2 separate regions of the Homo sapiens genome follow, and region 2 is linked to region 1. The links are chromatin loops, found by intact Hi-C in ENCODE. Cell type or tissue: Caco-2. All regions are shown on one strand. Links, peaks and the distances in the headings refer to the core of each region. The heading gives the core; the rest is flanking DNA.

Region 1 (8,420 bases), core at 1,527-6,526:
AGATGAATGCAATTGCTCTATTCACCAGTTTTGGTGAACACAGAAGAGTAATGTCAAATGCCAAGCAAAAGCCCTGGTTTTAAACTGACCAGCAAAAGCTCAAGCCAGACAAGGAAACAAGCTGTTTTTTCATGGAGCCTGTTAGCTCATTCAATTTGGTCAATTCAACTTGGCTTCAAAAAGACAAATTGCCAATCAAGTGTTAACAAACTCTGTGAGTCAAATGCAAAGATATTTGTTAACTGTAAATGTTAACAGAATTCCTTACATAAAATACAGGCTTTTATAAATGTTATCTGCCCATAACTGGCTAATCAGACATGACAAACTAGCCTTTCACTAGTTTGTTTGCTTAATAGACTTTGTGCTTCAACTTTCTTAACTGATTCAGAAGAATGGCAATGAATTTATATCCCAGTGAATTTATGGAACTGGCTCACGTACTTAACTAGCATAAAGAGAATATGACCTCATGAAAATAAGACATGCTGTTGTCATCAGTAAAACAAGTTTACTGGAGCAGTTTTCAGGGCTACCATACATAAAAACGGGTACCATGGGTGGAGTGACTACAGGAAGCTTTTTCAAAGAAGAACTATGCTTTAAATGATTCTTTGAATTAAAAAGAGGAAAGAGGGATTTCTTGATGCTTGGATTCTCCCCGTTGGTGGAATCTGTCTGCAATATAAGATACAAATAAACTAATTGCAAAAAAAAAAAAAAGTGCTCTTATTGAAACTACTAGCCCTTGGAAGCCCTCAAATTGCTAAATATTAACAGTCACTGAAAGAATCTCGGTGCTGTGCATCTAGAGCTTCTGTGCCAATTCTCACCTGGATGTGAAGATGTCAATAATGCAAATTCAAGACAAGCACAAACTTCTTCTAAGTATATAATGTGAGATCATGATCAATACCTCTAGTAGGAATGCCAAGAGACCTAGACACACCTACTCACATTAAGCTTATAAAACGTTAAATAATTTTTACTTACTATCAGAAATATGGTTATAAAGAACTGTGTTAAAGAGCTACTGATAAACTTCAATCTTCTCCTAATTGCTAGAGAGGACTTCAGCAAGTAAAAAATCTACCATGTAATTTGCCTATTAGGAGAAAAAAAATCCCAACATACTGGAAACCCTTTCGAATTTGGTCAACTTTTAAGCCTGAAAACATCACTAGGAAGAGGTATTGATCACTGTGGTGGGATACTAATGTTGAGTAAGAGGCCTTGTTCTGTACTGCTAGAAATATTTACCCAATGGAAAACATCTAGCACAATTCAGATACTGGTTTTCAAAGAGAAGAAACAGAAATTTCAATATTTAAATGGAAGCATCATCACAAGTTGAGATACTAACTAACTAGGATACAATTACCAAGTTGGCAAAGTCACCATATGCTCTGAGGACTTATGTAACTCTGGATATGTAACCAAAGCCAGATTTCCCAAGGCAGCTTCCAGATTTGCTTGAGTCGAAGCAGGCACCTTTACAATACAGAATTATTTTTTTTTGTCACCACTTTTCCCTGTTTTGGATATCTCAATTGTCAGAGAACTAGAATGTCTATGAAGGTATTCAAGTATTTAGGTAATCTTTTAAGGGTATATGTAAAAAGGGATTTGAGTAAAACATCCCACAAATTTTCTTGTTCCAATGACAGGAACCTCGAGGAAGAGTTTAACTTGCATCGCTGAAGAGGCCAGAGGAGAGCTCCTAGAGGCTCCCCACAGAGGCGGGTCCATGGTATGAATTGAGCCTGGACTTGGTATTTAGGAGAACGCAGTTCTGGTTCTCCCAGTTGATTATGTGATTTTTGGGCTTTGAAGCAAGCCCACAACTTGCTTGGGCTCAGTTCCTATACCAGTGAATAAAAAAATTCAACTAGATTTAGGATCCACCTCAGCTTTAACATGTCATGCGTCTCTATGTACACTGGGCATCAGATTTTCATTCTTTTGGAATCTTATGCAAAGGCCACAATGCCTTAAATCTTTTGAAGCTTATTCTATGTAGTTTCTTTTTGCTGAGTTCTAGAAAGTGAAAAACTATTAACAGTTTAAATGCTCATTCAAAGTAGGCAGAGTTAACCCAATGTCAGGCGTAGGACTCTGAGGTTTGGAAGGCTGTACTGAGCGCTCTTTGGAAATCCCAAAGCCCTTAAATTTTATGTTTCATTTAATTAAAAGATGCAGAGATACAAACAACTTTTGGGTTGGTAAAGCTTAAGGCATTATGGCCTATGCAGAGATATTCTACAGTTACTTTAATATCAAAAAGGAAACTTATGAAAACCTAATAAAAAGTTTAAGTCGAGAGGATGTTAGAGAATGGTTATTTTCCTTTTTACTCTAATCTATATTACTAAAATATCTAAAATTTAACTAAATTCTGAATAATAAAGTCAGCCAACATGTATACTCTACTTGTGCCACAGTGAGCCAGGGACTTTAGGTTTAATGTTGCTCTACAGTAAACATCAAAATCTAAATCTATATACAAAAACACCTTCAATTCCTTAATCTTTCCTACTTTCTACCACTTAATCACCCCACAATGCCAGGAGACCTGTGGTTTAGAACAAAAACCACAAAATAAAAATAACAGTGGTCAGGAGGTAGCCAAAGTTTAACGCTCATGATAGAGAAACATGTTCTACAGACAATGATAAAAGTTTTATTAACACTTTAAACATTTTAAGTATTCCTATGTTAAATCAGGTCTATTTGTTCACCCAGTTTAAGTAACAATTATAGTAGTATCTGACTGAGTGGCATTTTGATTTGACACTTTAAAAGTAAGCTTCAGTTAAAAATATGGGCAGTTTTTTTAATGACTACTTCAGAAATATTATGCAGCCATTAGGATTGAAGATAATAAAGTATTTGTAGTAACATACATATTCTGTGCATGTAGATATAGATAGATAAACTGTTAAAAGCCAGAATACAAAATCGTACTAAAAGGATTGCTCTAATTTAAAACTTAAAAAACAAACAAACAAAAAAAAACCCCACCTTCTTGCCACAAACATATGCATAGGCTAAACAGCTGGAGGAAAATATACCAAAATCCTAATACTAGTTGTGGTAGGGTATTAAGATTTAAAACGATCTTTTTCTTTTTCTCAAATTTTCTATAATGAACTCATATTTATTTTATAAGGAAATACATAAATTTAACAAGCAAGCAAGTGAAAGAATGATCTAGAAAGATTATCTAGGAAGGTATTTGTTAACATTTCTAGAACATCTGTGAGATAAAAATGCTTACTTCAGGTTATTTATACACATTGCTATGAACATCTACCTAATCTACTTCCCATTGAGTCATAATTCTATAATTTTCATAATAGAAAGGGCCTCAGAAACACTGGGTCTAATCTACTAAACTTATAGATGAAATCAGTGAAGTCCATCTGAACAGGCCATTTTGATTGTGTCTTTTTCCTCTTCAAATAAATAAGAATAAATTACGTATGAAGTAAAACTAGAACCAAAACCATTCAAAATGGCTAACTAGGCCAGGCACAGTGGCTCATGCCTAGCACTTTGGGAGGCCTAAGTGGGCAGATTGCTTGAGCTCAGGAGTTCGAGACCAGCCTGGGCAACATGGTGAAACCCTGTCTCTACAAGAAATACAAAAAATTAGCTGGGTGTGATGGCGTGCACCCAGTTATTTGGGAGGCTGAGGTGGGAGATCACTTGAGCCCAGGAGGTAGAGGTTGCAGGGAGCTGAGATCATGCCACTGCACTCCAGCCTGGGCAACAGGGTGAGACCCTGTCTCTAAAATAAATAAATAAATAAAAACGGCTAACTCTACCTTGTTTAGCCTTGAAGTTGTCATAAAGAAAAGGGGGATGCAGCCTCATCTAGGGGAAGAACTACTCCTGCTGCTGTCCTACAGGCCGGGTTTCCCCAAGGTTCTCATGTCACTAAACCAGCAGGATCCTTGCTTGGGTGGTTCAGTGAAGTGATGTGAACGGTCCCATGGAGCCAGCTCTTTGTTCAGGCAAAGGGCTCCCAGGAGATAAGGTGCATTCCAACCCACAGCGCGATCAAAAGGCAAACATATTTTCCTTCTAACGCAAGCCCTAAAATCCCAGATACGATCTTTGTGACTATATAACTCAGAAACACACCTGGCAACGTAGGAATTCTGTAACCAGCCAGGAGAGAATAAGGAATGATGGTTATTTACAAATTTCAACATTTAAAAGTAAACCAAAACCCATTTCCTAAGTTTATGCATATCTTTAAATCCCCAGAGAGAAACAAATCCTGTGTCTTCAAAGTTTTTACATTAATATAAGCCCACATAGATAAGAAGTATATTGAGAAAGGCTTAAAGTGTTCTCTGTCATCCAAATTAAATTTCTTCTATTCCTGGAGATTCTGTTGAATGTAGAAAAGGCTCTGTTGAGAGGATAGTTGTAAAGAATTTCAGAAAGAGACATAATACAGTGCAAAAATGTCAAGTCTCAATAAGAAAACAATCAACTTTGATTGCCAAGTGCAAAGTGTAAAGTATCCATTGAATAATGCAGAAACATGTTATTATATATAGAAACTGGTCATCTACTTACTGTTTGAGATTTCTTCTTTTTCTTTTTCATTGACCTGAAAAATCCTTGCTTCTCTTTTTCCTTGAGTTGCTCTGAATGACTAATATTTTCAGGACTTTTCCTAAATGAGAAGACATTTTTATCATATTGATTTTTCAATCATTTTCTTGCCATTGTGTGACAAATATAATAAGGACTGAAAATGCATGACACTAGGTTCCTATAGCCGGGAAGAATCAAACACTTGGGTAAAGAGCCTCTAAAAAAGCACAGGAGGAACTAAATTTAATCAACCATGGTTAGTGATTATCCTCTGGCACAGGCTCACTCAAAAGAGCAATTTGAGCATTATATGACCTGTAACTGTTGCTGCAAGACTATTTCCATGCTGTTGAAGACCTCAGAGTTTGAGATTATGAAAAGTACACAGCTTAAAGGATGGCTTTTCTGTAACTCTACAAGGGAAAGAGCAAAACATTTTCAACACCTACCTTCATTTTTCTATTTACCTTTTAAAAACCAGCTCGACAAGTTTATTATTAGCGACTTGTCAAGATACTGAACATAAAGATCAATACAGCTATAAAAACATCTTGAATGAAAGTAAAAATTTGCCAGAAACTGGAAATATCCTACTTATTAAACCTTTTATGTATTTATTAAAACTAAATAAAAATAGTTAAGAAAAAAATGTAGGGACAGGTGCAGTGGCTCACACCTGTAATCCTAGCACTTTGGGAGGCTGGGACAGGATCGCTTGAGGTCAGGAGTTTTAGACCAGTGTGGGCAACACGGCAAGACCCTGTTTCTTTAAAAAAAAAAAAAAAAAAGCTTTCACGGGGCGGGGGGAAAAGCTTCTAACTGAAAATACTGACATTAAGCTTGATACCACTGACACCACCAGGTATTCTGAACTCAGAATGATACATTTATAATTTTGAAAGCCAGAAAACTTCAGACATGATGAAATGGGTAAGTGTTGAAAACTTAAGAGTCTTTATTTTTATTTATTTATTTTTGAGACAGTGTCTTGCTCTGTTGCCCAGGCTGGAGTAAAATGGTGCGATTTTGGCTCACTGCAACCTCCACCTACCGGGTTCAAGTGATTCTCCTGCCTCAGCCTCCCAAGTAGCTGAAATTATAGGCATGCACCACCAGGCCTGGATAATTTTTTTACTTTCAGTAGAGACAGGGTTTTACCATGTTACCCAGGCTGGTCTCGAACTCCTGACCTCAAGTGATCTGCCCACCTCAGCCTCCCAAAGTGCTGGAATTACAGGTGTGAGCCACCGCGGCCAGCCAAAAGAGTCTTTAAATGTAGTGTTGTATTGTTGCGAAAAACATTCTAAACCCAATGACAGACTGGGCCTAGGCCCTGGGAATTTGGTAAAAGTTTCTTGTGACAAGTTCTTTTGCAATTAAGGAGATGAAACCCTCTTGCATGGGGCTTAAAGACAGACTGTCGTAAGCTAAACTCCAAGACACAGCATTCAGTCACTTGCCATTGGTAAGGAACACTGCAGAAGAGTGGGGTTTTCTGGAATCACAAAAGCATGACTCTGGATGGAAAGGAGCCTCAGAGAGCATCTAGTAGAAATGGCAATACTATTTTTAACGTTCTGTAACTTCTAGAGGTTAAAGAATTATACGTTTATGAAAAAGCTATGTCGTTCCACAATACTATCTGCAAAAACACAACCTAGAAGCACAACAGAATATTCAGATTAATGGGTAGAAGTTTTTACCAAGCAGAATGAAAGTCTCACAAAATACCACAGGTGTGTTGAGGGTAAAAGTGCTTTCTGCCAATCCAGCAAATCTTTAAGGAAGACATATTCATCATGACTGCCATCTCAGAATGTGAATGGGCATTACTGTAAGAATGTTAATGCTGGCACAAGAGGAAATGAAGGCTTGAGACACCAGTCCTAGGAGGAAGTAGGATCTTGCATGGTAAGAGGAGAATCTATGCAGGATGAAACGGTGAATAAGATGAAAGTGAGAAGGGGAGGGTAATAAAAGGAAAGCTCAATGTTTGCAGTTTGCATGTTGCATCGTTGGGTCCCCAGGACACAGGGAAGATGGGCCAAAGACCCTCTACAGGGGCTTTTCAAGAGGCACTGGATAAACCACAGCCCAGGTGGGGATAGAGGAATGATTGGGACATTTTCAAAGATCCAGGCAGAGAAAGATCCCAGAGGCCAAATGAAAAAAAGAAATAAATTACCCTTGAACTGGTGGGTGAAAACTAGGAGCGAAGCGTGTGTTTGCATCACCAAAGACAGAAAGAAGGATGTCAGAGAGGAAAAACAAAACAAGCGAGAAGCTATGCAGAAACATACATACCCAAAGAATTAACACAGAAAGGGAAGGGAGAAAAGGCTGACAGAGTGACTCAGAGACAGATGGAAAGAGGCTGGCTGGAACAAAGGCACTTGAAAAGCTGTGTTGTATAAAGGAATGCAGAATGAGTTATACATTGACAGCTGGAACTGAGCCATATGGGTAAGGGTGTGGTTGGTCATTTCCCTCATTTGCGCATTCTGGCCCCTGTGATTCCACCTGGAAGACAGCAGCTTCGTGCTGAGTGGGGTAAAGAGGAGCAGCACAAAAGAAGGGTAAATAGGGGGTTCACATCAATCTCAGAGACAGAAGCTTTGAGAAGGACTATTCATCCAGTCACCTGGCACCTTCTCCAGAGCAGCAGTTGGGACCAAAACAGTACGGGAGGAGGGCAATGAGACAAGTGGTAAGCAGGCACACAGGCATGGGACTCTAACGTTATCTAACATGACAGCTATTTCCATAAGGGTCCAAGAGGAGACACAATTCCAAAGATTCACCTAAAGAAAGGAAGGAATTAAAATCCAATGAATCACTCAACCAACATTCAGCAAGTACTTTATACATGTCAGGCCCTGTGTTAGGTGTTGAAGAAACAGAGAAAAATAAAAGAACGAATCTGATCTCACTCAAGCTGCTCACAGACTCTTGTTGGGGGTAGGGGACAGGTTTGACAGCTAGGGAATGGGGCGGGGGAGCATCATGGTCAGGCTTATGGGACTTCAGTATAATCCCTCTGAGAGCAGCATGGAAGGTGAGCTGAAGTGGTGAGGAGCATTACTCTGTGACACTTTCTCTGCCACCTGCCCCTCCCCTGGCGATGTGATAAGCGTGGTTAGCTAATGTGTGAGAAGAGAGAGTCAGTGAATAATTCTACGGGAGTAACTCTGAAAGTTATGATGACAAGCACTAATGGATATCAATATATTCATAACCTTACGAGAAAAAGAAGGCTGGAATTGTGCAAGTTACAGCAATTCTTCATTTAACTAGTGGGATTTCTTTCTTTTTTTTTTTTTTAGACGGAGTTTCGCTCTTGTTGCCCAGGCTCGAGTGCAATGGCGTAATGTCGGCTCACCGCAACCTCCACCTCCTGGGTTCAAATGATTCTCCTGCCTCAGCCTCCCGAGTAGCTGGGATTACCAGCATGCGCCACCATGCCCAGCTAATTTTGTATTTTTAGTAGAGACGGGGTTTTCCCATGTTGGTCAAGCTGGTCTCGAACTCCCAACCTCAGGTGATCTGCCCGCCTTGGCCTCCCTAAGTGCTGGGATTACAGGAGTGAGCCACCGTGCCTGGCCAACTAGTGGGATTTCTAAGTAATTTGGTTTACTCTTTAAACATCAATTTTTAACCCAATTGACAGCAGTCTTTCTAAACATATTTATACATTTTGTCTTTCAAAGCAAAGTGAAGCTGCCTGTTTTATAAACACACACTCCATAGAGATCTATGATATGTATGATTTTCCAACCTGCTTCTCTCCATAGCTATTGCTTGGATCCTTT
Region 2 (6,397 bases), core at 1,398-6,397, 100 kb before region 1:
CTCGGCTCACTGCAACCTCCGCCTCCTGGATTCAAGCAATTCTCTGCCTCAGCCTCCCCAGTAGCTGGGACTACAGGCGCCCACCACCACGCCCAGCTAATTTTTGTATTTTCTGTAGAGACAAGGTTTCACCATATTGGCCAGGCTGGTCTTGAACTCCTGACCTCATGATCCACCCGCCTCAGCCTCCCAAAATGCTGGGATTACAGGTGTGAGCCACTGCGCCTGGCCATTCACCATTTCTTGAATGCCTACTAAGTGGCTGGCACTAGCTGGACACCTGACATCTACTGCCACTTCTCCTCCCTGATGCGGAGAAAGAGGCAAGCTAGGCCCCCTCCCATCTCTGCCTAGCTTCCATCCCCACCCCACTCTCCAAGGGAGGAGCTGCTGTTTTGTATATAGCACACAATACGTTCACTGGGTTCCACTGGGAGGGGTGTAAACTGTGGCATAGGAAGTTTATAAACACCTATGGTCCCCTCTGTCTTCTACTTCCTCTTCTACTCCAAAGTCAGGAAACGGAACTGCCCCACCCCACCCCAGCTTGGGAAGCAGCCATCTCTGCCTATGCTCATACGCCTGTACCCGAGCACACATGCCACTTATTAAGCTATCAGGTCTCAACTCTAACCCCACCCTTCCCTAGTCAGCACAGTGGTGCTGAGGCTGGGACTTTGCAGACCCCATTTCAGCTTTGTCAGTTGCCCCCTGTGAGGCTCTGCCAATAGGGGTGGGAAAGGCAGACTGCAAGGCTGGAGGGAGGGACTAGGGACACACTCCTTCCTGTCTGCTTCCTGTTCCTGACAGTGTAACCTAGCAACTGCTCTTCACCCCAGGTAACAGTCGTCGGATCCAGTTTGCAGCTCATCCAGCACTTGCAAAGCCAGTCTCATGGCAGCCCCGGAGATACCAGCACCAGCTGAGTGCACCACTTCTCAGAGGTCTGGGCTTCAGTTCTGTGGGACCCTCCTTGCAAGTTTCTCAACCGGAATAATTCCACCCTTTTCCCTTTGTTCTCTCAACTCTAGGGTGGTAACTTCCCTGCAGTTGCTATAGTTCTTTACATTCAATTCTCTCTGTTCAAATCACTCTGTGGTTTCTGCCTCCTGACTAGACCCTGCCCGATGAGCTCATCTCAGAGGGGTGGGAAAAATAGGTCCTGCTAAGACCTCAAGCCTCCAACTTCCTGCAGGCTCCAACGCACGCCGTCATTAGAGCTCTACGTTGAGATTTGGGGTACTTGTGCAGCAGCTAATAAAGTGGACTTTGATCCACATCCTGCTGTTGTCCCTTGGGCATACATTTCCCAAGGAAACCTCTCCAGGAGAGGGAAGGAGCCCAGCAAGGTTGGGCATACCAATATCAGACCTCCAAAACCTCACCTAATTCCTAAGCCCCATCCACCACAGGACAGCACTAGCCAGCTGAGGACCCTCCCCTGGAGAAGAAACCTCCAAAATAGCAAAGGGTAGAATGCAGGCATGATAGACCCTACCCGAGGGGTTGCTGGCCCCCATAACCCCCCACCCTGCCCAGAGAGTTGAAGATCTGCGTCATCCAGTTCTAAACTTATTGGACAGCTTAGATCTACTTCTGGTCCTGCTGCTTCATCTGATAACAGGGCTTCTCTTCCCGGTCACATTGATTCCATGCAGAATAAATGAACGAACGAATGAATAAATAAATGCATGCTATTGAGGAGCATGTGTAGCAAGGGTCTTCTATTTTTGTTTCTAGACAGAAGCAACAGCATAGATTCAATAAGTTACCTGGCCAACTTTCTGTGGCCAGTAGGTGGTTTCTCTATTGCCAAGCTGGTTTTTTGTTTTGTTTTAATAGATTCTTTTCTCTGGTGGCAATCACTATCATGGTATCTTGCAAGAAATTAAATAGTCATGTACGGGGTTAGTGAGCAAGACAAATAATGAATTCAGAGTGATTGCTTTGTGCCAGGCATTGTGCCTCGTGCTTTATGTGGATCATCTACTTCAACGTGATTTGATTTCATCCTCCCCCTAACAATCCTCTCAAGTGTGACTGTCCCTATTTTACAGATAAGGAAACTGGGGCTCAGAAACAACATGTCTGGGGTCATGTCACTTGTCAGAGGGACAATGCAGAGTCAAATCCAGTTATCTGTAATTTCAGAACCTGGGCTCATCCTCATTTTGCTATATACATGGCATTTGGAATCAGCCATAAAAAATGAGACGGGGCCAGGCGCAATGGCTCAAGTCTTTAATCCTAGCACTTTGGGAGGCCAAGGCAAGTGGATTGCCTGAGCTCAGGAGTTTGAGACCAGCCTGGGCAACATGGCGAAACCCTGTCTCTACTAAAAATACAAAAAATTAGCCAGGCGTGGTGGTGCATGCCTGTAATCCCAGCTACTTGGGAGGCTGAGGCACAAGGCATGAGAATCACTTGAACCCGGGAGGCAGAGGTTGCAGTGAGCCAAGATCATGCCACTGCACTCCAGCCTGGGCAACAGAGCAAGACTCTGTCTCAAAAAAAAAAAAAATCAGATGGTATATAGAATAGCATCTCCTCCCACACCTTCTCCCGCTCACATTCCCTATCTCTTTACCTGTTCTACTGTTCTCTGTAGCACTCTTGAGCATCTGACATTGTCTACAGTTATATGTGTATGGGTTTATTGTCCATTTTCCCCTATTAGCTAGGAACTTCATTTTTTTCATTGCTGCATCCGCAGCACCTGGGGCAAGGCCTGGAAATGTATTATATATTTGTTGAATGAATGATTGAATGAATGAATGAACACCTTCTAGGGGTGTTGTAATAATACATAATACTGTATTAGTAATCTGTTGACATAGGTATTAGTAATATATTAATTGATTCATATAAAATGCTTAGCATATTGCCTGTCATATAGGAAGCACTCGATAAATGGGAGATACTTTTTTAAAAATTGTCTCTCTCCAGGCTAACAAATTCCAGTTAAGTCCCAAAGACTTCCTAATTATACATAATATTTCATTAGAAATTTCACAAATTATGACTGCACATGGTGGCTCACGCCTGTAACCCCAGCACTTTGGGAGGCCGAAGCAGGTGGATTACCTGAGATCAGGAGTTTGAGAGCAGCCTGGCCAACAAGGCAAAACCTCGTCTCTACTAAAAATAGAAAAATTAGCCGGGCATGGTGGTGGGCACCTGTAATCCCAGCTACTTGGGAGGCTGAGGCAGGACAATTGCTTGAACCTGGGAGACGGAGGTTGCCGTGAGCCGAGATCACACCACTGCACTCTAGCCTGGGCGACAGAGCGAGACTCCGTCACAAAAAAAAAAAAAATTCACAAATTACTGTGGACAAACAGGCTACCATCTCCGAACACAACAGCCTAGAGCAAGAAGAGCCCGGCCAACTGAGGTGCATGCAGTTAGAGCCTGCAGCTTTTGCTCAGACATCACCTTTGCGGGAGGCCTTTCCTGACCACCCCTTCTTACATGGTCTCCTCTCCCCTCATCGCCTATCTCCTTCCTTATTTTTTCTCCATAGCACTTATCACCATGTGATATTTACTTCTTTGTCATTGTCTGTGTCTTTCCACTAGAATGTAATCTCCATAAGAGCTGGGATTTTGATCTGTTGAGTTAGCTGCTGTATTTCCTGAGCCTGGAATAGTCTCTGGAACATAGCAGGAATAAATATTTGTTGAACAAATGAAATGACTGTTTAGTTAAGACTTTGTGTCTTACATTTCTCTTTGTGCTGGCTGGTAGAGTCTTTATGTTTGGTTTGGTTTTGGTTTTTAAATAGGAGTTTATTTGACAGATAGTTCTTCAAACAAGACATTTCATATTCAGAATGATAAGGTATTTAAAGGCTCTCTGCTTTTGAAATTCTTCTGGCAGAGGAATCCTGAGGAAGCAGCAGGATTAGCGAATATTTAATGTACCTTTAAGGGGCCTGGCCTCCAGGCAAGAAGAGACCCAGGCACAAGTGCGACACAGCTGATTAAAATGAATTCGAATGAACTGGAAAGAAAATGAATCCTCTAATAGCAAAAGGCTTTAAGCGAAGAGGAGAAGCATCTATAACCTCAGCTGTTCAAAGCATGATGAGAAGAGGATATGGCTGAACTCTGGCCTAGGACCACAGTCTTCATTACTGTTATTTTTGTTTACAGATTTTCTATATCTGCCATCTGCCAGAATGTGCGGCTGTCCCAGTGAGACTTCTGACTTCACTGGAAAAACAGCTCAAAGCACATGCCCAGTGAACATGAGACAGACACAAAGCCTGCTTGTTGGGCAGCAAGCAAGGCAGACACCTTATGAGGCTCGCTCAGCCACAAACTCTGGCAGCCCTGCAGAGCAAGGCCACAACACAGAGGCCTTGTCCCTGGGAGACACTTTTCTGAAAGAAGAGAGTAAAGTGTGAAGTCCAGTCTCCAAACAATGTCAGGCATTTGAAACACAACTATCACTTTCCCTAAGGGACAAAAGAGATCATAATTGTGTCATTCTCAGGAACCTCTGGCCTTCCAGTGAGACAAGAGCGAGAATAACAGGTCATTTCTACAACATTCTATGTACTTACTCTCGTACCCACCAACCCCATCCACATGGGGTAATAAAAATAAGTTCTGACTTTGTCATTGAGATACTTCCATTTGGGCCCTGACTTACCCAGTTGCCAGCTAAGTAACCTCAGGCAAATCAACGAAACTCCGAGGTCCTCAGTTTCTCATGTAAACAATGAGAACTTTGGACTGTGTGATCTCTAAGATTCTTTCCAGTTACCAAATACTCTAACTCATCCATCTACTTGTTTTTAGTGCCATTGCTGCAGCCCACCTATCACTGTACATAGAAAAGCTGAAAATAACCATCCAAGGGCACGATATGATGTGCAAAACTGAACACTCAAACCAGAAACTTCTGGACAAAGGAGACAAATTCTAAAGGCTATTTGAAAATAAATCAATCAATCGGAATCATCCCTGTAGAAAAATACAAGTTACTAATATCTCTGGCTTTTCCATCAAGGAATTGTAGCCAAAGTTTGCTAGCAATTGGTTTGGGAACACTAAACATTTCACACATTAGTTTTTTTAACTGCCTAAAATATGACTAAGGTGTATGATCTGTTAACTGGTTCAAGTGACAGCCAACAAAAGATGGAGGGAAGATGGATGGGGAAGAAAGGGAAGACAAGAGAGGGCTGGCTCAGACTTCACCACCACGCAGTATATCCATGTAATAAAAATGCACCTGTATTCCCAAAATCTATATAAAACTGGAGGCTGGGAGATAGAGACACATGTGAAGTATCTAAGGCTCAGAGGTTTCAAAGAAGACCAAGCAATCAGAGAATAGGATGATAATCATGAAGATTCCAGAGGTGGGGCTTTTCCAGGTGACCATGGGGGCCAGTAAATGGGAGTGAGCAGCTGAAGTTGAGGAGATGAGGGGGTTTCTGGGGCTCAGGAGATCAAGGAACTCAGACACCAAAGCATTTGGGGCTTATTCACATGTACAGTGAAGATACCCAGTATGAGGCTCAGAGTGGGTGGAGAGTCTTCAATGAATGAAGTTGGTAGATGGCAAAAACAAGAAAGGGCTAAAAAATGGTACTACCAAAGGACATAAGCCTAGGTTGCCACCACTACAAACTTGGTAAACTTATCTCAGGATGTACAGGATTAGGGTTTTTTCTTTTGAAAGAAATTTTTGTTTTTTTTTTGAGACGGAGTCTCACTCTGTCACCCAGGATGGAGTGCAGTGGCGCGATCTTGGCTCACTGCAACCTCCGCCTCCCAGGTTCAAGCAATTCTCCTGTTTCAGCTTCCCGAGTAGCTGAGACTACAGGCACACGCCACCATGCCCAGCTAATTTTTGTATTTTTAGTAGAGACGGGGTTTCATCACGTTGGCCAGGCTGGTCTTGAACTCCTGCCCTCAGGTGATCTGCCCGCCTCAGCTTCCCAAAGTGCTGGGATCACAGGCATGAGCCACTGCGCCCGGCTGAAATATTTTCAAATGTATGAAAAAGTAAAGATAGTATAATTGTTAATAACTAGTCTCTCTCTCTCTCTCTCTCCATATACCATCGTCATTTCTTCAGTCTCCTTTATTCTGGAACAACTCCTCTGCCTTTCTCTTCAATGACACTGAAATTTTCAAACAGTACAGGCCAGTTGATTGTAAAACATCCCTCAATCTGGATCTGTCTGCTCTTTTCCTCGTGATGAGATTCAGGTTGTGTATTTTGGCAGGATAAGTGGTATGTCTTTCTCAGTGCATTAGGACATCAGAAGGCATGTGGTGCTCATCTGTCTCATTATCACTGAGCGAACTTGGATCACTTGGGTAAGGTGGTGTCCATGTGAACTTCTCTACTGTAGAAGTGTTTGCCTCTTTACAATTAA

The links. Peaks named below come from ENCODE experiments on the same cell type or tissue, not always from the same donor. Only the 100,000 strongest peaks of a DNase experiment are listed, where the experiment ranks them.
Region 2: a loop joins it to region 1, with 9 times the contacts of the local background. A loop is called at or near these places in 2 of 110 quality-filtered maps.

What each region holds. Positions count from the first base shown.
Region 1 is chrX:18,616,137-18,624,556 of GRCh38, reverse strand. It overlaps CDKL5 (cyclin dependent kinase like 5), which reads right to left. Exons shown (of 18, transcript NM_001323289.2): 16 at 4,591-4,690. Among named protein-coding and RNA genes, the nearest start is that of RS1, 52 kb to the left of the region's middle. In Caco-2, for the core only: no CTCF peak of the experiment used is centred there; a DNase peak (open chromatin) is centred at 4,006; H3K4me3 peaks cover 179 bases.
Region 2 is chrX:18,719,908-18,726,304 of GRCh38, reverse strand. The region is part of intron 1 of PPEF1 (protein phosphatase with EF-hand domain 1); the gene reads right to left. Among named protein-coding and RNA genes, the nearest start is that of PPEF1, 15 kb to the right of the region's middle. In Caco-2, for the core only: no CTCF peak of the experiment used is centred there; a DNase peak (open chromatin) is centred at 3,444.